3 separate regions of the Mus musculus genome follow, and all the other regions are linked to region 1. The links are chromatin loops, found by intact Hi-C in ENCODE. Cell type or tissue: heart. All regions are shown on one strand.

Region 1 (8,000 bases):
GTTAACAGAAGAGAAGAGTTGGGGGGTGGGTCTGATGTAAACAAAGAAAAGGGGGTCCATCTGGGGATATGGCTCAGTTGGCAGAGTGCTTGGCTAGCATGTCTGAATCTCTGGGTTCAGTGCCTAACACCAAATAAATCCAGTGTGGCAGTATACACCATTTATCCCAGCACTCAGGAAGTGGAGACAGGAGGATTAGAAGTTCAAGGTCATTCTGGAGTTTGGGACCAGCTTGGACTCCAAGATATCCTGTGGCAGAGGAACAAAGAATCATCAAGACAGGCCAAATAGTGGTATGCAACTGAAGCTTGATGTCAGTCAAAAGAGAAAGCAGGGATGCAGGAAAGGCACTCAGAGAAAAGAGACATTGACATGTAATGTGGACCCACTAAGGAGGCAGAAGGAAGCAGCATTGCCCACCCTGGCCTGAAGACTGAACCCGGATTTTAGAGATTATGTAAGGTAGTTTGGCAAACTCAAACTCGCATGTGTGTCACACTTCCCATCCTTCCGCCCATGGGAGACAGCATTCATCAATTCCAGCCCACACCTTTCCAAGCAACCTGAGATGAGATCTGCTTTCCATCCTTGGTGTAGGAGTGCCAAGATAAGTGAGGTAGAGCCTTGAATACCTTGTTGACTAGTTAGTAGCTAATTGGATAGGCAATGGGGAGCCATTAAAGTCTTGTAAGCATGGGAGTGACATGGTGGGAAATGAGAGCTTGTAGTTCAGGGTAATTAATTTGGCAGTGCTATCTAGAATGAATGGCTTCCAGTGGTTAGAAGACTGAAGGCCAGCTATTGGGAAGGTTGCTGCAATGGTTTGTGGGGAGCAAACATGTCTGATATTGAATGAAGACAACAAAAAGGAGGTGCAGATGTCAGAGCCAAGAGTTATAGAACCCAGCAGATGCACTGGGATGAGGACAGTTAGGGACTGGAATGTGACAAGACTCCAAATGAACTTGGAGGTTCTCTGTAATTACCCTAGCAGAGAATTAAGTAGTATTGCCATAGGGAGGGGGACCTGGGATTGGTGAGGAGGTCCTGGACTCCGTATGGGGACAGGGGGAGGAAGAAGAAACTGGAAAGCAAAACATGGATTTAGACTCATCTCCTCTATAGAGAGCAGCTTTTCTGAGCCAGAGCCTATCAGAGAACTGAGTGTAAGGGGAAAAAATCACTTAAAAGCAAACATTGTTGCCCTTTGTTCCATGAGCAGGGTCTAAAAGAGGTTCCTGTCTATCCAAATATCTGGAAAACTGGAGAGTCTTAATTAGTAATCAGAAAAGGACCCCAGGAAGGGAAAGAATATAGACCTGCTCACTGTGTTCTTCCAGTTTCAAATGCTTCCCCAACCCAGGTGATTTACACTCTAGTAACTAGCAATGATTGACAGGCAAGAAGGTGTCTAGCTCACTTTTATTTTTCCCCTAGGGGACCACATTTGAGTTTCTGATTGTTTTAAACTCAGACACAGCAACTGTGTTAAGTTAGGAGAAATTTGCCCCCCACCCTTCTCTGGGATCTTTCTCCAAAGGGAGCAGACTTTATCTCAGTGTTTCATTTTGTTTTGAAACAAGGTTTCACTCTGTAATCCCCACTAGTCTGGAACTCACTTTGTAGACCAGATTGCCTCAAATTCACAGAGATCTGCCTCTATCTCGACTAAGGCTTGAAGGGCCTTACTTTCTTTTCTGGAAGATGTTTCTAGACTGACCTAATCCAATTGGTTGAAGGAGAACCATCAAGGAAGCTATTGAACAACAAGAATCTATCTCCACCACTTTGCTACAACAGTGTAATTACTACATTCTACAGTTTATCCTTATGAACACCGATAGCTGTGGCTACTATCAGCTTCCTCAAAGAAGCTTCTCTTTATAGCAATTGGAGCCCTACCTAGAAAACCACAACTGGATACAAGGCAGAGATCATGGGGGAGGCAAGGCCCCAACGGATACATCTACATCACAGCTCCACTCTCTACGGCTCAGGGAACATGGTAGAAGAAAGTTCAGAAATATTGGAAGAGCCAGAAGAGTAGGGACTCTGCTGTGATACAGTCTCTCATTGAATCAACATAAATAAAACCAGAGTGATATCAATATTGATATTGATATTAACGTTGAAGAGATCCTGTTTCTAGACTTGAACTATAGGTAACTATGAACATGGGGGGGTAGAATCAGCCTTTCTCAGGATGAGCATCTTTAATTAGTTGTTCAATGCAGAGTGGTCAGCTTTGAAGCCATATACACACCACCAATTCAAAACGGACGTAGCAGGTTTGATTTATATTTATTTGTGTTTACACACGTGCATATATATGCAACAAATGTAATCAAAGACCAAGAGCTTTTTTTGGGGGGGGTAGGAGTGGGAATGGGAGGGGGAGTTACTAGGAGGAGCTGGAGTAAAAAAATAAACAGGAGAGTGATGTAACTCTGTTTCAAGTAACAACTTAAAATAAAAATAAAAAAAATAAAACAATATTCTAAGACAACCAGCAGATGTATTTTGAGACTTCTGTCCCAGAGGAAGTTGTCTATTAAGCTGTGTGCTTTGAAGTGTTTGTTTAGACTTAGAGAAGTCAAATGTGATGGTGCAAGAACATCAGCAACAGGCTAACCAATAGAAAGTCCTGAGAGTAGATGCTACTCAGAAAATGAGTCTGGGGAATCCACCCATCTGATTTGAGATAGAGGAGACCATTATAGCACTGTGTACAGGCACCAGCGGATAGTCTATGGCCAGGGATCATTGCAGAGCTCAGATTTAGGTGTTAGAAGCCTTCACATCCCATCCAGATCATCTGGAAGAATGGGCCACAGCTAGGCAGGTGAATACACAGGCCATGGCAAAGATCACTGTGTGCTTGAATCCAATCCACATAACCAATCAACAGCAACTGGCAGGGGGTGTGGGAGGAGCCTTCTTAAACTATTTAACTAGATTTATCCTTTTTTTTTTTTTTAAAAAAAGCATTTTCCAAACCAGAAAATTAGCAAAGTACAATGTCTCCCCATTCTCCCCCCACCGCACACCCCTGAAACACACTTATTTTTGCCACCTTCTGGTAGATAATAATATTTGTGTTGTTAAATTTTTCAGGTTTTCTGGAAGGAAGGTGGGGGTGTAAAAATGAACTGATTTCATTAGCATCTTCAGAAATAAAAGGAAATGGTGGCTTCATTATTGAGACAGAGAAGCCAGCTCTCACATAAGGATATTCACCACCCAGCCTATTAGTGCTGATATTTCCTACTGGAGTTTGGGGTAGAGGTAAGCACTTAATTCTCAGCTTTCCTTAAGTATCAGCTAGTAGATGGGTGTGCTCCAAAGGGAGTTAAGCTCAGAATCATGCCTTATAAAGATAAGACTCGTTAATTATCTGGATTTTTTTTATTATCCAGACGTTATTAATACCTCTCCAGGATGTCTGTCTGCTGTAGATGAGCCTGTGCATTTAATAGCAAAAATACCAGTGGGAATAGGAAACTAGCAGACACACTGGAGTTCAGATGCAGCTAGGCCCCTTTCATGGGTTCAGAAGTCCTTCACCAAACTGACCAAAGTTTTCTTCACAAAATAGTGGCCTGCCAAACAGTTTCTGGATCCTTCATGGAGGAAAAAAAAAAAAAAAAAAAAACACGGCAAAAGAGCTTGAAAGAGACCTCTTCCCATAACACTAGTTACTGGCTAGACATATGCATCCTACAATCACAAAATTTATTTTAGACTCAGTCATATCTAAGACTGGAAACCCCAGACTGTCCCATCCCAAAGTAAAAAGCGCCAAGTTTGTCGTCTGGTCCTCCCACCTTCCTCCTTCCAGAGGGTTGTCAGTCAGCTTCTAATTCCCTTTTAGTTTTCCCCAGCCTCGGACCGAGCTTGCAGAGAGCTGCAGTTACCAGCGAGTGCCCCAACGCGGATAACCGGATTTGTCTCCTCCTCCCAAGCTGGCTGCGGATAGGAGACACCGAGTTACTGCCCCCGAGGGAATCTCAAAAGTAGACAGAGCCACACGTCGCCGACCGATCCTTTCTGTAGCTGGGTTAAAGAGGAGAGGGAGGATCGGGGCGCAGGAGGCACCCCATCTTTCTCCTCCCTCCCTCTTCTCCACCTCCCAAATTTGGCAGCCTTGTGTAGCTCCCGGTCTGGGGTCTGGAGGGTGGAGAGTGTGGGTGCGGGGGCCGGCTGGAGACGCTCTCGCTAGCGCTGCCTGTGGCCAAACCCGCCTCACGTCCCCTCTCGGCCGCACACGCGTCCACCGCCACTCGCGCGCTCGCTCGCGCTCTCGCCTGGCTAGGTCCCTCCTGCTCTCGCCCGTCTCCTTTTCCTTTTTTTTTTTTTTTTTTTTTGGTACCATAGAGTCGCTCTGAAAACAGAAGATAGAGGGAGTCTCGGAGCTCGCCATCTCCGCCGATCTCTACATTGGGAAAAAAAACATGGAGTCAGCTCCGGCAGCCCCCGACCCCGCCGCCAGCGAACCGGGCAGCAGCGGCTCGGAGGCGGCCGCGGGCTCCAGGGAGACCCCGCTGACCCAGGACACGGGCCGCAAGAGCGAGGCACCGGGCGCGGGGCGCAGGCAGAGCTATGCGAGCTCCAGCCGAGGTAGGAGACGCTGCGACCAGGCTCCGGGCAGGGGGGCGGCGGGAGCGGTGCGCCGAGCCCGGAGGGGACCAGGCACCCCGGGGGAGCGCGCGCTCGGGGAGCGGGCGACACGCGGGGTCCCCGGGACCGGTGCACGCGCGCGCGAGCCTATCGTGGTGCCCTGAGCGACCGGCACCCCCGCCCCTCCCCCCGCGGCCCCCCACAAATGTTGCAAACTTTTGCAAGCCAGTGCTGGGCTTGCGGGAGAGGGCAATGGGGGACGGACCCGAGCGTTGACAGCCAGACGACTCCAACCCCACCTCCCCCTTGATTGCATGTTTTATTTTCTGCAAAGAAGAGCTATCCAAATTAAATACGATTCCCCCCACCAAAAAGAAACCGAGATGGGGGAGTGGGGGTAAAGAAACTTTTAAAGCGGTAGTGTCCTTTTAAGAAGGGGGAGGGGGTCTGTTTGTGGCTACTCGCTTTCTCGGTTACCTTTTCTGCTTTTGACAGTTTCCCTCATACCCATCCCCACCACCCCGCGGTAGGAATCGAGAAGTGTTCGAATCCTCCCTCTCCCGGAAAAGCTTGGAGGTTCGGGAGGAGTGAGAGACCTAGAAGTCTCAGGGGGCGGAAGGGGGGCGACGCGGGCAGCTTCTCTTCTGCAGCTCTTGGGGGTAGGCTTGGAGGACAAGGCAGAGAGATCCGGGTCCCAGCGCGCGGGATGTTGTGGAGTTGATTTTCCCCGCCGGGCAAAAGGAAGAAGCGCAACTTTGTAGCCGTGGGTTCGGAGCCCGCAGTCCTAGAGGAGGCTGGCAGGGGGCGTGTGCAGCGCGCGGAGGGAGGGCAATGGTGGAGTGGGGCGCTCCACGCGCGATTGGAGGGAGCGGCTGCGAGGCAAACAAGCCGAGAGAGAAAGCCGAGAAAAGCACCCAAACTTATTTCTGCTCTGGGAATCCTCCGCTCGCCGCGATGCCCAGCGTTTCTGCCGGAACCTGGGGTTGATCGGAGTTGAGTGCTGGTTGGCCAGGGCTAAGGAGGCAGCCCTTCCTGGGCCTTTGGTTCATTTTGTGTTGGTGTCTGGAGTGTGTGAAAGAGAGGACCTGGGGAGACAAGGGTGCTTGCTCCTCTCCGGTCGTTTTCCAAAAGTGGTCTAACCGGGGGAGCGCGGGTGGGGGGAGCTGACTTCTTTCTTAAAGGTGTCAGAAGCTGCTGTGGGATCCCCACCCCCTCCTTCGGGGGTGGGGGATTATTTATTTGAATGCTCCTGGAGTTTGCAAAGAGCAGGAGGAAGCTGCAGCTTTAATTACTGTTGTAAATAATGTATAAATCACGCCTGTCACTCCGGAGGAAGCAGGCTCCTGCGAGCCACCCAGGGGCTTGGGACAGAGTGGATCTCTCCAGCCAGGTTTGGCGGCTATGGGGTCTGTGGGGAGACGAAGGGGGGACCGAGAGCCCCTCCCTTCCTCTTGGATGTGTTAGTTGGAGGTAGGAACATGGCTGATCATGTGCTGGCTGTTTTACAGTATTCTCCCCTCCCGCCCCACCTTAGCCACACCCCCTGTCCGGGAGCTTTCCCATTCACGGAATTCAAGTACAGTAAAAGCCATCCGGATGACATATGCTGCTGCTGGTGGTGGTGGTGGGGTACCATTTAATTAAAGGCGATTTCCGAAGAGTGTGTCGAGGCTCTGTTTGAATCAGGGGAATGGGGGCGACAAGGACCGGGACGAAAGGAAAGGGGTGTGTGTGAAGGCTTCGGGTGGGGGGCGGCCGCAACGGACCACCAGTTCTGCGAGTTTGTGCAGAGCTTTTGGCTGCAAGGAGTCTATTTAGAGCCCGAGATTTGGAATGCGAGCGGGTTATGTAACAGGGTTAATCAGAAACGCTGGAGAAAATCCCCTTCATGTGTTTGGAGGCTTTTTTTTTTTTTTTTAAAAGAAGGGGTGCACAGTGTCTAGTAAGTGGCTCTGATTTCTAGTTTGTGCCTTTCTTCTTTCTCTAGCCCCTCCCCACCTCCCCTGCTTTATTAACATCTTCAGGTGTCATTTCTGCCAGGTGTGTTCTTGCAATAGATGGGGTGGCAGGCTGCAGAACCAACTACAAATCTGTAACTCGCAAATTATATAAAGCCGGGGAATTTGGTACCCCCCCCGGCCTCCCCAAAGATCCAAGGAACAAAAATAGAAGCAATGTGCACCTTCCAGGATGGCCTGCTGACCCATATCCCTCTACCCCCTAGAGCCCCCACCCCCATTCTTTGAAGAAACCTGTCTGTTGTCTGTTTCTCCAAGGAGATTTAATGGGAAGGGGGGAAGGAAGGCCCAGACACTCCACTCACATCCGGCACGCAGGCACTAGGTTACATAACAGTCTGAATGGAAAAAAGGAAGGTCAGACATGGAGGCATCCTTTAGCCAACACAGCAATAGTAATATCTTCCAGGAACTACTTGCAGTTGCAGACCTTGACCTCAGATGTAGTATCTACTTCTCAGGGTTGCCAATCTTGGTGTGTGTGTGTGTGTGTGAGAGAGAGAGAGAGAGAGAGAGAGAGAGAGAGTGAGAGAGAGAGAGAGAGAGAGAGCATCTGGGAGAAAAAGAGAGACTATGTAAGTATGCTGGGTAGTTGTGAGTGCTGTGCAAATGGGAAATGTTTGGGTTTTTAGATGATGTAATGGAGTTGGCAGAATATTCAACTCGGCTCCTGGAGTGTAAGCATAAGAAAATTGGAGCTGGCATCCCATATTAATGTTGCATAAATTACAATATCAGAAAGAAATTAACCTACACACTAGGTGATTATGCCTCTTAAATACTTAAAACATAAAAGCACAGGCTCAAAGCGCAAAGCAAACACCACCACCTCACAATTAGCCTGTGCCACCTCCTGGAAGGTGAGTGAAGGTTCTGGGTGAATTGGGAAGCTTCCTGACTCGGGGAGGCGTTTTCCAAGGGGCTTTGAGGGCTTGTTTGCAGCCGGCAGATGCTTGGAGTCTATAGGGATGGAGGGTGTAATTCTCATGACATTGATGTGACCTCATGAGATATTACCAGGGTAGATTTGAGGCTATTGCTACATTCCTACGTCCTAGGAATCTAAGTATGAAACGGATTAGAGGCCTTCAGTGCCTGGGCTTTCCAAATCAGATGTGTGCTTTCATAATCTGGAAGCTTATCTTCCTGTGCTCCTTACAACTCCAAGGGAATGGTAGCAGTCTTAATGAAACCCTTCGATTTTCTAGAAAGTATTAATGACAGCTGGTTTCACTCTGCCCTGTCTTTACAGCACTGTGAAAGAGGCGGAAGAAAATAAAAGACAGGCAAGAACCAACATGATGGGTAAAAATGAAAGGAAAAAACCCACCGTGAATCTTTAATTTTACGTGGCTTTCAGGGGCT
Region 2 (8,000 bases), 640 kb before region 1:
GTGCCAATGCATTGCTGAGGAGGACCCAAAGCAGTCTGTTTCTTTCTTTTTCTTTCTTTCTTTTTTTTTTTTGTTTTTTTTTTTTTGTTTTTTTTTTTTTGTTTTCGAGACAGGGTTTCTCTGTATAGCTCTGGCTGTCCCGGAACTCACTCTGTAGACCAGGCTGGCCTCGAACTCAGAGATCTACCTGCCTCTGCCTCCCAAGTGCTGGGATTAAAGGCGTGCGCCACCACTGCCTGGCAGTTTGTTTCTTGTAAAGACTTACTTATCTCATGTGTATGAGTGTTGTGTCTGCATGTGCGTCTGTGCACCACTTGTGGACCTGATGCTGCAGAGTCCAGAAGAAGATACTGGATCCCCTGGGACTGCAGCTGCAGATTGTTGTGAGCTGCCGCGTGGGTGTTGAGAACTGAACCTGGGTCCTCTGCCTGAGTAGCTAGTGCTCTTAATCACTGAGCCATCTCGCCACCACCACCTCCCCTTCCTGAAGTCATCCTTTTTTTTTCTTCTTCTTCTAAGAAACCATCTATTTGGATGGTCTTTCCTTCCATCTTAGCTCCGAACTTTGTCTCTGTAACTCCTTCCATGGGTATTTTGTTCACCATTCTAAGAAGGAGCGAAGTATCCACACTTTGGTCTTCCTTCTTCTTGTGTCTCATGTGTTTTGCAAATTGTATCTTGGATATTCTAAGTTTCTGGGCTAATATCCACTTATCAGTGAGTGCATACCATGTGTGTTCTTTTGGGACTGGGCTACCTCACTCAGGATGATACCCTCCAGATCCATCCATTTGCCTAAGAATTTCATGAATTCATTGTTTTTAATAGCTGAGTAGTACTCTATTGTGTAAATGTACCACATTTTCTGTATCCATTCCTCTTTGAGGGGCATCTGGGTTCTTTCCAGGACTGCCCCACCCGGGGATCCATCCCATATACAACCACCAAACCCAGACACTATTGCATATGCCAGAAAGACATTGATGACACGACCCTGATATAGCTTTCTCTTGTGAGGCTATGCCAGTGCCTGGCAAATACAGAAGTGGATGCTCATAGTCATCTATTGGATGGGACACAGGGCCCCCAATGGAGGAGCTAGACAAAGTACCCAAGGAGCTGAAGGGGTCTGCAATCCTATAGGTGGAACAACAATATGAACTAATCAGTACCCCCAGAGCTTGTGTTTCTAGCTGCATATGTAGCAGAAGATGGCGTAGTTGGCCATCATTGGGAAGAGAGGCCCCTTGGTCTTGCAAACTTTATATACCCCAGTACAGGGGAATGCCAGAGCTAAGAAGTCGGAGTGAGTGGGTAGGGGAGCAGGGCGGGGGGGGGGTGGGGGGGAGAGGGTATAGAGGAATTTCGGGATAGCATTTGAAATGTAAATGAAGAAAGTATCTAATAAAAAAAATTAAAAAAAAAGAAACCATCTATTTATCTATCTTTATTTTCCAGTCTGTGCGTCAAACGTGCTTTAAGTAGAACTGTGCTGTGTCTTCTTGGGAATGCTTGCCACTATTTTATTCACAATTTGAGTTTGATCTTCGGGATCCCATATGTAGGATTATGGGAAATGGCTCAGTGGGTGACGTGCTTGCTGCATGAGGACCTGTGCTCAAATCCCCAGACCTTGTGTAAATAGTCAGCTGTGGCACCTGGAGTCTGGAGGGGCAGAGACAAGTGGACCCTGGGGGTTCACTGGCTAGCTGATTGGAGAGATCAGGTGAGCTGCAGATCCACTGAGAGGTTCTTTCTCAAAAATGAGGTGGATGCAACAGGGGAAAATATCTATCTCTGCCCCCTACCTACACACACACACACACACACACACACACACACACACACACGTTCATGTGCACATTTGTCCAGACCCAGGTATCTTTCCCAAAGGCTGTCTTTGGGTGACCCTTTTTGCACCACATCCCTTTCCTTTTAAATATTTGCTCTAATTGGTTCTTTCAGATCAGTAATTTTATTTGTTATGACAATTTGCCTTATTTGTTCAGCATCATTGGGTGTGGGGTACTTTAGAAATGGGTTAGTCTTACCAGTATGCTCCTCACTTGGCTAGAAGGCAAGAGAGCAGCATGGAGAGTTAGAGCCCTATTTGACCAGCATACCCCAATGAATCCCAGCTGAGCCACTCTGTGGGTATCAGATTAACAGTAAAGGTAATTAGTAGTGATGATGATGATGATAATAACAATTCCTGGTTTGTCCTTAGAGTTAAATGAGACTATGTGTATACAGTGTCTATTGCAGGGTTTAACGTTCAGATGAACCAAATAGAGGGTAACTAGTCACTAGGTGCTAGTAACTAAGGGCTAGTACTCTTTGTGGTTTTTGACATTTGAACCAGCATTCTTATTAATTACATTTAAATATTGTAATTGAAGTTACTGTGTTGTATCAGTATTCAAAAGGCCAGATCAGTTACTTGCAACAGGCATGTTAAAAACAATTTATAAGAACCCTCACATGCTGCTTAAAAAAATTCCACCCCGTCCCGTGTATGCGTGTGTATTCGTTTGTGTGTGTGCCCATGCATGGTGCATGTGGAGACCAGGGGTCGATGTTGGGGCCTTCCTTTAGTTTCTGCTCCCCAGTTTTAGGGACAGGGCCTCCCAGTGAACCCAGAGCTCACAGACTCAGCTACACTGACTGACCCGCTAGATTTAGAGCGCCTTCTGCCGTAGCTGGGATTACAGTTGAGCAGCTGATGTGCCTGGCCCTTTAGTGGATGTTGAATCCAACTCAGATTCTCACCTAGCTCTTTGGCTCCAAAAATTCTGTCTTAACCTACACCTTCTACATGCAAGTGTGAGCCCGTCTTGATCACACACATCTTCTCGAGTGATTTCTGGAATCCACTGCATGTATCACAGAATGGATTTTTTTAAAAAGAGACTAATAAAAAGGGATTTTATATTTTAAAAGGACCAAGCATTCTGCAGATGAAATGAGACACTTTTAAAAAGACACTATTTGTTTTGGTTTTCAGACATCCTTTTGGAACAAGCTCTGCCTGACTTTGCTGCCCAGCCTCGGAAATTCCAGGATCTAGGAGAACCACGTGTGGAACACATCAAGGGAGAAAGGCTTCCCAGGCATCAGACTGTATTGTTTTTCTTGGAGGTTGGAAAGAGCTGCTGCTCAGAAAAATTTCCAGGGTTTCTGCAATTTGTTACGCATCCAAGGTCATTTCCTGGCCTGCATTGCCCAAAGCTCCCGAGCCTGAACCACCAGCCAACGTGGAAGTAGCCTTGTGTAGGGGCCCTACAGCCCGGGGGTGAAGTGTGGGGTCGAGGGAAGGGAAGGAGAAGAGGAAACTGGAAGGAAACCCCACACAGACTGCGTTGTTTGGTGCTTCTCTTTGCCCACTCCGGACTGTCTTTCCCTGATACTCCACTAGAGGGCAGACGCCACCAACTGTGCGTGCTCTCTGAGGAAGCTATGATACCCGGACCTACAGGATAGGTCCTGGCATCTCAGGAGGATTTGGGTAGCAGCCTGGGACGCAGGATTCCTCAGGAAGTAGCTCTCAAGACTTGCTGGAAAGAACCTGGACTGTGGCATCCCTACTTTGCAGGGACCTGAGTTCAGAACCTTGGTGTTTGTTTTTCCCAATTTATTTGTAAAAGTAGGATACAAAGTAGCACACTTCCGTGAGGCATTTTCACACATGCTCAGTTTGGATGGGATCTCCTTTGCATCCTCTCTTCCATCTCTGGTCCCCGCCCTCCCCACAGCCGCATTCCTGCCTGTACTCTTCTACCCCTAGTAATCCTCCAGCCTTTGGAACCAGCTCTCCCATTACCGTCTCTTTTCCTTTTGAAATGGTGCTTTGGGGATGAGTTATGGTAGATGCTAGGGCTTTGGGGACATTTCCTGAAGGGGAAGTGTCAACCCTGCCTAGAACATACTTTTTTTTTTATGGTAGAAAGAACGTATGTATTTGAAGGTAGAGCTTTGATCAGCTCAGAGCTGATGGTCCCTGGAACCCGGTGTTGAATTGTAACTGGCTGGCCACTGCCTTTAGGGATGGTCACACTCTACAAGGCTCTCCTCCTCCAGCCTGAAGGTGGTCGTGAGGTGTCCTGCTCCCCCTAACTCAGGCACGCTCCTTCTTCTATCTCCTGCTCTGGGTTTGAGGGCCCTGACTTTGAACAACTGCTCCATGTGAATCACATCTGTCATTGAAACAGTCACAACAGGTGCCCTGTCCCATTCCCGCTGACCCTAATGTCCCCATTGTGCTTCCGCACGTGTGAGGCCCTCTGCTTCTGGTGCCTTTGAGCACAGGCTGGGATTATGACTTCTGGCTCTCCCATTTCCCAGAAAGGATGATGAGACCCAGAGCAAGGGAGTGCAGAAGCTTAAGACTTGATCTCGGGTCATCTGATCAAGAGGCATGGCTCATGACTGTTTCCCACAGTCCTTTACTGGAGTAGGAACTTGGGTTCGACTTTAGAGAAAACCTGACCCCATGACCTTCAGGCTCCAAGGTGGGGCTCTCAGGAGACCCCACCCTTTCCTCCTGGTGCTCTTCATAAAATGGAACAGGGCTCTGGGTGGGTAGAGGGTGCCCTTTGAGGAAGGATGTGCTGGGCATACGTGAGGGAGGGTGGCTTCTAATCACACAGTTTTACAGAACAAAGCACCCAGAGATTGAAGACCAGCCCCCCTTGAATGTCTGTGTTCCATGTCTAAGTCCAGGGCTTTTCAAGTCCAATTAACACCCAGAATGGAGCCCTTTAGGTGTTGCCCATGTCTCTGATGGACTTTAGAATGTCTGGCTGGATGCCTTATTGTCTCCCCTCTTCAGCCCTGTACCAAGCCTGCTGTCCTTCTGTCAGCCACATGATGGCATAGCAACTTAAGTTTCTGGCTGACATCTCGTCTCAGGACAGGGAGGCCCTTCAGCTCTGTTCAAAGGGAGCAGAGTGGAGCAAGGGAGACTTGGCACGGGACTTGGTGTTTGTGAGAACTCTTAGTTTTGGTGTGAGGAGGTGAAGGGATGTAGGATTCTGAAGAAGTTGGAGGGGCTGTGCTGAGGATGGTTGAGGCGTCAAAATCAAATGCAGCACAAAGCCCATTAGCAGATGCCAGGCAGGCTCATCTCTCTCTATATATAACTATACAGCCATCATCTCTTCCCACCCCTAGGTGACCTTTTCTCCCTCCCTTTCTTTTAAAAATATTTACATGACAGTGTGTGTGTGTGTGTGTGTGTGTGTGTGTGTGTGTGTGTGTGTTTGGGGAGGGGTATGCACATATGGGTACCCTTGCAGGCCAGAGAAGGTGTTGGAAATGAACAACTATGAGTATCATTCATTTGTCAAATAAGGAAAGCTTTTGATGATTCTGTTTTTATAAATCCCAGTGGAACACTATTAGGAATGACAGTGACATAGACACAGTCCTCCCTGTCCAGAGGGCTAGGAAGATATGCCATCCTGGTCCCATGGTGCTGAGCCCGAGGAGAAACCCTTGCTCTGGACAAGTGAGTATAGGAGAAAGATGGAAAAGGGCATGGCCTCTGCTTCAGAAAGGTTACCTGACTGGGGCAGTGCATCCTCTGGTTCTCTTGCTGTGTGTCTTCACACACTGGAAACACTGAGGGAATCTGACCTACAGAGGCACACACAGTCTTTCCCACCTCTGGTGGATACTAAGGCACACGTGTTCTAAACTCTGGTGTGGGAATGTCCTGGGATCCTCCTGTATGCTGTCTGGGGTCTAGTGATGAAGACACAGGTCGGGTCCATGCTTGTGCTTGGAGGGAGGAACACCCTGCTCAGGTCCCGTCTAGTGGCGCTAGCATTGGCCAGGCCTTCTTGGAACTGTGCTTTATACTGGCTGTTCCCCACTTGGTTGGTAAAGGTGTGTGTAGAGGAGTTGTGTGCTTAGTTCCCCCCGCTTGGATCTTCCCAGCTTTCAGCAGCAAGGATGCCCGCCCAGCAGAAGCCCTTTAGGGCTGAGAACTGAGACCCACCAGGGATTGATGCCATCTCTACAGCCTGGTGGATCATGACCTGTAGGCAGACTGTGCCTGAGATACACACTGTATTAATATTCGCTAGAGGAACAGAACTGATTGAATGAATATCTGTGCAAAGGAGTTTAACTAGATTGCCTCACATAAAACAAACAAACAAACAAACAAACAAACAAACAAAAGCCAAATGGTCCAGTAACAGCTTTTGTATACTAGAGATGCTGAGACCCTCTGGTCCTTCCATGCATGAGGCTGGGCACCTCAGCAGTCCCAATCTCATGCTACAGGCTGCATGGATTCCTGGGGAGGTGCTAGTCTTTGGATCATGTTGGAAGGACAAAGAAATTGGGTTCTGATGTCAGCAAAGGATGGCACTCCTATCACCACCACGGCCATCATCATTACTATTCTCCTCCCCCTCCCCCTCCCCCTCCTCTTCTTCCGCAGCAGATGACGCACACACCCACTATTTAGAAGTGAAGGCAGGCAAGTAAGAAATACCGCCTTTTCCTCTAACCTCTTTGTATCCGGGCTGCCACTGGAAATTGCTCTGTCCCATGGGGAAGAGTCTTCTCCTCTCAGCCCATCCTTTCCTAGAAATGGCCCCACAGACATGTCTAGAATTGTGTCTCTCAGCTGATTCAAGATCCGATCGGACTGAGATTAACCTCATGCACACAGGGAGCCTCCATGAAGATCGGCTGGGAGCACCTTGTGAGCACTCCACAGCTCTACCCCAGATGGCTGACTTGATGCCCAGAGACAGGGGCCCTCCAGTGGGTGAGTCCACTTCTCAGGGCCTTCCGCAATCTCATAATCTGCAAAGTACCAAGTCAATGATGCCCGGCTCTCTGGCTGAATTCTGTCAGTGGCAGTGGCTCCAGATGGGGTGTCCAAGCTACATCCATGGTGAAGACAGGTTGTCCCCAGGACCTGGTCTGCTCTACAGAGCCTGCTCAGGGGTCCCCAGGGACCCCTGCATTCAATCCCCTTGACTCAGATGAGAAGTTGGCTTTGTTTAGACACATCTATCCTCTCCATGGATAGAATGAGGTCAGGCTGATATAGAGGCTGTAGAGACATCTTCCTTGTTCATCCCTGGCTCTGCCATAGTAGGCTCTGCATGGTACCCCTAACTCTCCCTGACTCTCATCCCTTTACCCCACCCCCAGGTTCCTCAGTCTCCATGAGGTGGCTGTGGAGCTGAACAGACAAGGTCGCTGTCAGGGCAGATACACCTTGCATGAAATCCCTGTATCTTAAGCCACAGAATTAATTTTTTTTTTTTACAGAGTTTGTAAGTTTTGAATAAAGAAATCTCTGGGTCCTGGAGCAGAGCCAGGAAGGCTGAAATCCCTGTCTTCTTCTGTGCCATTTTCTTGGGAGGGTCTGTGATGTCTATGGACCATTCTCTGTGTCTTCTGTGGGAGCTCCTGATAGGGACAGCCCTCTTGGTCTCCTCTCCAGGCACGGTCAGCAAGAGGCCTCCTGCTTCCACAAACCCAAAACATCTGGGCAAGACAGCAGCAGCTGAGTGTGGCTGAACCTTTAAGGAGCTTACAGGCCAGTGGGGGAAACTGACCGGAGATGAGGCTTCATCCCTGCATCTAAAGCGCAGTATTTTCTGGGTCTCTAAGTTACATAACACCCAGCATCCTCACTAATGTCCGGCCAACCCTCGTCCGTATCCACCAGGCTTTACTGAGTACGTCCTACATTCTGGGAGCTGAGCTGAGTGGACAGAGAAAGGGTAGTTGAGCAAGGTCATTTATCCCATGACGCTTTGTGCCTCCTGGAGAAGCAGAGGGTAGGTGACCCTTCACCAGTGAGTGCCGAAATGGCAATCCTTCCATGCCTACAGTCCCCTCTGTGTGCAGGGCATGCTGGGAGCCTGGCTTTGGATGTGTACCTGTCTTTGCTAGTCACATCCTTTCCCCACAGTGACACCGTGCAACTGGAACAAAGTTCTCTGTCCTTCCTTTTAAAGGCTTTTGTTGTT
Region 3 (8,000 bases), 640 kb after region 1:
GAAACTTGGATTCAATTCCTAGTCTCATTTTAAACATCCTTCCTGCGGTATCCCTTACCAGGCAGGGATCTGCGTCCCATTTAGGGGACCGGTGATGGATCGGACTGGTAGAAATTGAGGACTGAACGTTGAAAATCGAAAACTCAAATGGCTGCCAGTGCGGAGCCAACTGTGTGTGTGTGTGTGTGTGTGTGTGTGTGTGTGTGTGAAAGGGCACTTGCTGCCCAGTCTGAGGACCTGAGTTCTGTCCCTGGAACCACAGAGTGGAAGGAAAGAACTGACTCCCACAGGTTGGCCTCTGACCTCCCGATGTGTGCCATGGCATGCACATGTCCACATGCATAAAGACATAATAAATAAACATAGTTAAAGATAATTAAAGACAGAAGGACTGAATGTGGATGGATGTAAAGAGAGCCGTGCTGGTCTGCAGGGTGGTTTTTAGGTGCAGTTTTCATAGGCAGCCTCTCAATGCTGTTTTTTCAATTGTGTCATAATACGCTTCTGTCGGGTGTTTTGCCATCAGCCAAGCTGAGCACTCTGATGTAAGCATTAGCCAGGTAGAAAACATATCTAAGCCAACGTAGACTCTGTAATTTAAGTCCTGACTTTTCCTGGTGTTCAGTAGCCATATCTGTAAATAGATTCATAGTTCTCGAGACCCCTTTCTCCCGTTTTCCCTTCCAGCCATGGAGATCAGAACACCAATGGGCAAGGTCAGCAAACAGATCATTGCCAAACGTCTGAGAGAGCAGCCGTCAGCTTTGTAACTTACTCTGTGGCTCCTAAGATGATTATATTTAGAAAGGACCATTTATTTGGGCAAAAGTGAACTTTGTGGATGGACGGGTAGGTGGACGGATGCATTGATGAATGAGTCTTCCTAAATATTTCACCATCAATAAAGTTCCTTCATGGAATTTGTTGTCTGAGAATACTTTGTAATGACGGTGTTTGTGCAGGCCTGGGTGTAGCTTGGTTGATGGAGTGTTAGATTCATATGTTCATTTCTTCTTTCCTTAGCACCAAAAGAAATGTCAAAGATGGATTTTTTTTTTGTTTTCTACATATTTACAATGTTTATTGCAGACCAAGCAAAGCTGCTTGAGTCTGTGTGTTTCACATTTGATCGTTCAAAGCCGTAACCTTTAGACACATTACGCTATCGGCTACACTTACTTTATATTTTTCTGATTTAAAGTAAATTTTTAAACATTCCCCTGTCACATCCAGTATAAACTGATGTTTGATAATGTTTCCAGGTCCTTTGAGGAATGACAGGCAGAACTATGCCCCCATCTAGCCACTCCCCAAGAATCCTTCCCATTTGTTCTGGCCTTTGGACTGGAGGATAGAGAGGTTCAGCGCCTGAGCTCTGTGAAACCATCAGTAGTGTGGGGATGACAGGACAGGACAGGCTTTCCCCATAAGCTGTCAGAGTGCTATGCCTAGAGAAGAGGTCTAAATAAGAGCTCAGATTAGCTGATGAGAAATATGGGGTCGGGGGGAAAGGCACTTGAAATAGATTGTTTCTAGATTTTCTATTTTAAGTGAAACATTAGCCCCTGTCGGGTTTTCAGATAGGATAACTTAACCCTCTGCTCTCATGGCTGTACAACGGAAGGCCAAGTCGACTCCGGGCGGTACTTTTCTTTTCTCGGTTTCTGCTTTTATCTGAGGTTGACTAGACATTTCCCAAGCCAATAGGGGCAGGGTATCAATCTGTGTGCACTTCATGGCTCACGCATATGCCTGTTTGTGGCATCCGATGGGCCCATGCATTTGAGTTGAAGAAGATGAAGCTACACAGCTCTCGTGCCATAGCTAATTTCTTTCGGCAGATACCCCATAGAGCTGGACCAGGCAACTGAGTCCCACCATCTCCCTGTCACCCCACGAAGGAAGCTATAAAAATGCCCTGTACGTAACTTTGCCTCTAGTTAGCGTAAATGATAAGTCTGCCGTTTATATGGGGGGAAAAATAGATTCAATTATGTAATGCTTTGCTGAGCCTAATATCTTTAAATTACTCTTTAATAAAATCAATTTGGTACAAATGGGGTTATTCTTATTTGCTTCTCATAGCTCTTCATGATTTTCATTAAGCCTGCTTGGTATTAAGATCTGGGAGAGAACCAAGCTTGGCTTTCCTAAATAGCATAGAACAGCCTCGTGAAGTGCAGCTGGCCTCTGCACAGAGTCATCATTATCACAGAACTCAGTCAAATACTTGTCTGCCTGTCCCATTTATCTTTAGGCAAAGAAGGAGGTTTACACGTGTGTCTTTTTATTTTAATCCATTCCATGTGGTCGAATGCTGGTCAGCATGGTTGTGTTGCTAGTGAAGGGGCATCAGTGCATAGTGTTGAGAAGCTTGGCGTCTCTCACATCAGCAGAAATAGAAGGTTTCTTGAGGAGTCGCAGGAGCTCACTTCTTGCTGGGTTGGTACTTAACCTCTCCGGGTACCGGATGGAGGTGTGCTGTTCTTTCAGAGGCTCGGGAAGGAATGAAACTTTAAGTCACTCAGATTCTATGTCCCGTCAGCAAGTGGGTGACACGAATGTCCTGTTATGCTTGAAAACCCTCCTGTGATTGGAGAGTTCACTATTTCCAGAGGTAGCTTATTCCATGTTAAATCAGAAAGACCATCCCATATCAAGCAGACATGTCTGCTTAGTTCTCATAAGTTCCCTCTGGTTCTGAGCCCACCTTCCCATGCTGTAGGGGACACATGTGATCCTTCCAACTGAAGACTGCTATTTGAAAAGACACACACACAAACACACACACACACACACACACCTACCCATGAGCTCTGATGTCCCTCTGCCTCCCATCTCACTCAGGTTCACCGTTCAGCCACCTCACAATCTTGGTCAATTTCTTCCTCAAATGAAAAACACACTTCAGTTTGTCTGGAAACATTTGACATTTTGATGCAAAAAGTGAGGTCCAGCTGCCTAATATGATATGGCTGACTTGACTAACAAAACAAAACAAAACAAAACAACTTTGTTTCAAACATATTAAGGTACATAAAGAAGGCTCTATAACTCGACTGGGGATCAATCCTAGTGGTAATCCTTGTAATTTGTGGAAGCGGGGGCTTAAGAGTTTATGGGTACTTTATTTGACTTATGTTGATTATTTAAACTACCCAGGAAAAAAATTAAAGTCACAAAAATAATTATAGGAACATTACAAGCTCTTATAAGTTTTGGGTGTTTTTTTTTGTTTTGTTTTGTTTTGTTTTTTTGTTTTGTTTTTTCACAAAGCAGTATCACATCTGAGATGAGGCTGCCCTCTAGTGGATACTTGCTCATGACAGGCAACAGCCATGCCAGTGCCAATGAAATTCCCATCAGGCTAGTGGAAAAGGTCAAAGGTTGTGAATATTTTCTCGACAGCTGTGGGGCATTCTTCACCAATTTCAAAAGTGTAATTCATTATCTTGTGCAGTTATTAGAAATGACTTATTAGATAACGAATCTCTAATGTTTTCTTGGAAGGAAGGAAAGGTCATTTTAAAGGAACAAGTTCTATTAAAGCTTGTTCGTAGCACCCTGTTGTCTGTACTAAATCTGAGTGGCATTTGGTTCCTGAGCAGCTAAACCTGTATTGAAATCCTTGTTTTGTCTATTCTCCATCCTTGATTTTTTTTTCTTAAAAAAAAAAAAAGCCAGTGAAATCTAACATTTTTCATTTTCAAATCAAGGCGCTCTCCCCCCCCCCCTTCTCACACACACACACACACACACACAGAGGATATAAATAATTATAACCGCTGATAATCTTTTTGGCATCAGAAGAAACTGTTTAGCTCCTTGGTTTTGAAGACTCGGGTGGTTTAATTCACCCAAACTTTCAGGTTGTCTCAAAAATAAAGTATATATGATAGAGGATGATTGAGCTTGAAAGAGTTTACAGGTTAAACGACTGGAAATTGGCTAGGGTGTTGCTCACTTGGTAGAGGGCTTGCCTGACATTTAGAAGGCCCCGTGTTCAAGCTCCAGTCCTGCATAAAGCAGGCATGGTGGTGCACTCCAGTAATCCCAGCGCTCATGAGGTAGGAGCAAACTGAAGGTTATCCTAGGAAAGTTGACACAGACCAGCCTGCAAAACAAAAGACAGGGCTCAAAAGCAGACAGAAAAATGAAAATAACAACACACATAAAAGCTCTCCATGTAGAGTCAGAGAAAAGAACTCATTTGAGTAATAGTTTTAGGCTCTTTAGTGAGCTTTGAATTCGGCTTTGCCTGATGTATCAACCATGAAACAATCTTACCTCTGTGGAGGAGCCAGAGGCATCTAAATCCTGAAAATACTGATTTTCCCACTGAAATGCCTCTTGGGGGGTTGCAGGGGGACACACCACAGAGGTGTAAGAACACGAGGTACAGTGGGCTTTTTCATGGCTTGAACTTTGGGACCCGAGCTGTAATAGCAAAGACAACCAACCAAGATGAAAGATACCGCTGGGATTTTAAAGGAGTATGATTCTGGCCTTGCTGATACTCGAAAGAAGCAACTGAACTTTTCATGAAAACAAGGCAAAAACAACAACAAAAAGGGGTTGGGGGGTGCAGAGAAACTGCTGCTTTGGCCCTTTGATCTTAGAAATAAGGTCGTGGTTAAGAAGTGAGGACTTGTGGTTAGGTTGAGATCAGCTATTGAAGCAAATTGTTTTTTTTTTTTTTTTCCAAAGTGCACCACCCAGAAGTGTGATCCGCATGCTGTTTGTATTTCTTTTCTTTATATATATATTTTTTTTTGTTTTGTTTTGTCACGGATTGTTATCTTCATTTCTCACTTCTGATTTCTACAGAACACAGTGCAAACATAAATATTTCTTTCGGACGATGCTTGAGTGTTTCCTGTATGCTAGACCATTCTGGTGCCACCTATATGCTGTGATAGTCAGATTCAAGCTCTTCCTGTCAATCAGGTGTCTCGGGTGGTGAATCAGCATTTTTTTTTTTTTTCAAATACCAAGATGCTGGCAGCCACAGTTAACCAGAGAGGGCTATGCTGAGGGTTTTGGGCTTGCCAGTTTGTAGTTTCTCAGAGGTACATACCATTGGAAAACCAAGACACTTGGCGACACACAAAACTATCTGATCCCACAAAACATTGATTGGTTAAGGCCCACTCTTATATCTATGTGTGAACATGGTTTGATTTCAAGTAATCAAAGAGTTAACAATAAAATATCTTCACGAGTGATCCTAGGACTGGTTCCTGAACCTGGAGTAAAGCTCCTAACTGGAGCCTGTAACAGGCAGATTACTGAGTCCCACCTAGAGATGGCATGGTGGAGTCAGTGTTGGGTCGGGCCCCGAGGGCGGATTTAATCAGCATCCTGGGTGTTTCTGATACAGGCGGGCATCCTTGGGCCTCAATTGTTACACCCTTGTGTTCTAAGCTGTCAGCTTTGGGGTAGGCGGTGGGCTGCTCTACTCCCTCAGTGGTTCCTAGAGACCATCAGTCCTCGCCATCACATGGAAGGCATTTATCTTGTGTAGAGTTCTGTTTCTGGTGATCTGGGCCAAAGCCAATGAGTCAGTATTCACAAAAGTTCTTTTGATGGTCGTGAGGGTTAGATCAGTTTGGAAAGCCCTATTCTGGCCTCCTAACTGAGGTCTAAAGCGAAGCTCCAACAGTGAATGATCTTAGGGTAAACACAGGCTTCCTCGGGGTCCTCTGAAGAGAAATAGAGATGGGAACCCAATGTAAGGGATTTCTGTCATCACTTCAGTAACAGCCACACTTGGAATCGTTTTCTGTGGCCTTGCTAAACACTAGCATGAAGGAGGAAGTGGGTGGAATGTTACCCCCAGATCTCTTAACCCCACGTGACCTAAACAGGAGAGGGTCCTGAGGCAGTCTAGGCAGTCCAATAAGGGCGCTTATGATAATGGCAAAGCTCTCTACTCCTTTTCCTGAATGACACTGTCTGGAGTTCTGGCCTCTGTTTGCAACATTGACTCCAGACCTGTATGTGGGAACTGAATCTCCCAGAGCAGGTGGGGGAGTTGGCCACAGAGTCCAGCCAACTCTAATGGAAACAGCAATGTCTTTCCTGTGTTACCTTTTCTATCTTTTTTTTTTTAATTTAATGTTATTTTTTTCAGCAACAAAGTAAAGATTCCCTACTCCTAAGCTCTTCCTCAGCACTTCCTATGAACAAAAGGGCCTTTCTCCGGCCTAAGCATCCTCTCAGTGTGTCTGCAGTGGCCAAGCTGGGGGAGTGGGGTTAATGACCAGACATCCTACCTCCTACTCCAAATGACCAGACACCCTGTCTCTGATTCCAATAACCAGACACCCTGCCTTTTGTGTAGAGTGAGTTTTCATCTGGAAACGCCAGTAAAGTTGGACTCTGAGTGGTGTGGAGGCAGACAACACTCCAACTGACTCTGGCCCTGGGAGGTGGTTGTGCAATATACCTACCCCATTGCTTGGGGCAGCTTCAATGCTGTGGGCTACTCAGACAGTGGTGACCATGACATATGTAGTCTGTGTCCTTGGTGAGTGTATGCTGTGGTGGGTAATGTTTGAGTAAACATGCCAGCTGCCTTCATATAGGTAACTCCAGCAGCACAACCAGTCTGACAGAAGTAGGATGGCTTGGTGGATGAGCAAAAAGAGAGCTCAGTCACAGGCTTTCCCCAAACCTTGCTAAACGCCCTGCAGCAGGCCTAGAACGGATCTCAGAGGCTCTCTGGTCTCTCAGCACCCAGTATTGTCAGTATATTAGACAGGATGGAACTTTCAAGGTATACAGGCTCTTAGGGATTAGAGAGCTGGAGCTTTTAAAACTTCACACTGCTTACAGAGGACCTGAGTTTTAGTCACAGTGCTCATGCCAGGCCAATCAACCCAATCCAACACGCTCTACTGGCCTCCTGTACTCATGTGCACATACCCCCCACACACATACACACACACACACACACACACACACACACACACACACAGACATGTACTTAAAAGTCAAATTTTAAACAATATATGTGTATTTGTGTGTGCGTGTTCTATTTGAGATTCTGGTGATTTTGGTCTGATGGCCTTGGTGGATCGCATGTGCTGGTAAATTGTAAGCTGCATAGATGATTCTGATTGAGAAATCGCTTAAGTTCAACACCTTTATTTGATGCATGAGTCATCTGGGCCCCCAGTTGCCACACGGTGTTGAGGAGTGGAAAGCCCCAGCCTGCGTGTGGAGGGAAGCGGATGAAGGCATGGGCTCTAGTCTGGATCTGCTGCATGGTAACTGGCAGGTTTTCTTCGCTTGCCTTCTTGCCCTGTTTGTAAAATTAGAAGGTTGTGATTGACAGCTGCCAAGGTCTTTTCCAGAGTTCATGTTTCTATAAGAAAAAAAAATGTTTCCGTTACAGTTGAAAGGTGGGCTGGGGTCTCTCGTTCAAGATGTAGGAAAGGCACACAGAAGCCTGCTGACTTCTTTACTCCCTGTCCCCAACTATAACTGCTTAAGATACTTCAGTCGGCTAACCAGCTCCTTTTGGAAGTGAAAATTCTAAGGTAGAAAGAGGTAATTACTAATGCCAGCTATTTAAATACATTTTAAAACAAGAAGGCTTTCATTAATATTAACAAATATGCCTAAACTTAGTTCTGGCAAATTACAGCCCTGCTTTATCAAGTTCTAGCCCAAAGCCTTTTCCATTTTTGATGGTTGAGTTGAAACCTAGGAGTGGGGTATTAACTGAAAAATGAAGACCACCAAACAGCCTAAACCACTGTATTCCACCGTGATTGTATTCCCAACGGCACACTAAAGCCCCAGATCCCTAAGAGATGTAGTACACCCCCCCATTTCTCCCCAGTGATTAGCAGGCAGAAATGCTGTGCCTCCTGGGCCACCTGCTTAAAAACAAACAAACAAACAAACAAAACAACAACAGCAAACAGAACCAGAAGGAAACATGGAGATCTGTCCCTACTTCATCTGAAGCCAGAAATCCAAAAGAACTTGAG

What was found. A loop is a pair of places that touch in the nucleus more often than their neighbours do. Peaks named below come from ENCODE experiments on the same cell type or tissue, not always from the same donor. Only the 100,000 strongest peaks of a DNase experiment are listed, where the experiment ranks them.
Region 2: it touches region 1 in a loop (2.9-fold over the local background); 11 of 42 quality-filtered maps call a loop at or near these places.
Region 3: it touches region 1 in a loop (2.1-fold over the local background); 2 of 42 quality-filtered maps call a loop at or near these places.

Annotation. Positions count from the first base shown.
Region 1 is chr9:68,649,356-68,657,355 of GRCm38, forward strand. Rora (RAR-related orphan receptor alpha) reads left to right here and starts at 4,431. Exons shown (of 11, transcript NM_013646.2): 1 at 4,431-4,617. The coding sequence starts at 4,452. Gm31325 (a long non-coding RNA gene) reads right to left here and starts at 4,436. Exons shown (of 2, transcript XR_379584.1): 1 at 4,370-4,436; 2 at 3,712-4,053. In heart, CTCF peaks have their summits at 4,274, 4,494 and 5,410; DNase peaks (open chromatin) are centred at 4,176, 4,376, 6,096, 6,936 and 1 weaker place; H3K4me3 peaks cover 3,035 bases; H3K27ac peaks cover 2,289 bases; H3K27me3 peaks cover 749 bases.
Region 2 is chr9:68,011,848-68,019,847 of GRCm38, forward strand. It overlaps Gm20745 (predicted gene, 20745), which reads right to left. Exons shown (of 3, transcript NR_045745.1): 3 at 6,117-8,000. Among named protein-coding and RNA genes, the nearest start is that of Gm20745, 9.9 kb to the right of the region's middle. In heart, CTCF peaks have their summits at 3,412 (motif pointing right) and 4,854; DNase peaks (open chromatin) are centred at 3,314 and 4,924; H3K27me3 peaks cover 1,492 bases.
Region 3 is chr9:69,293,287-69,301,286 of GRCm38, forward strand. All of the region lies in intron 2 of Rora (RAR-related orphan receptor alpha), which reads left to right. It overlaps Gm46153 (a long non-coding RNA gene), which reads right to left. Exons shown (of 2, transcript XR_001779364.2): 2 at 7,134-7,369. Among named protein-coding and RNA genes, the nearest start is that of Gm46153, 8.3 kb to the right of the region's middle. In heart, a CTCF peak has its summit at 3,313 (motif pointing left); a DNase peak (open chromatin) is centred at 3,325; H3K27me3 peaks cover 483 bases.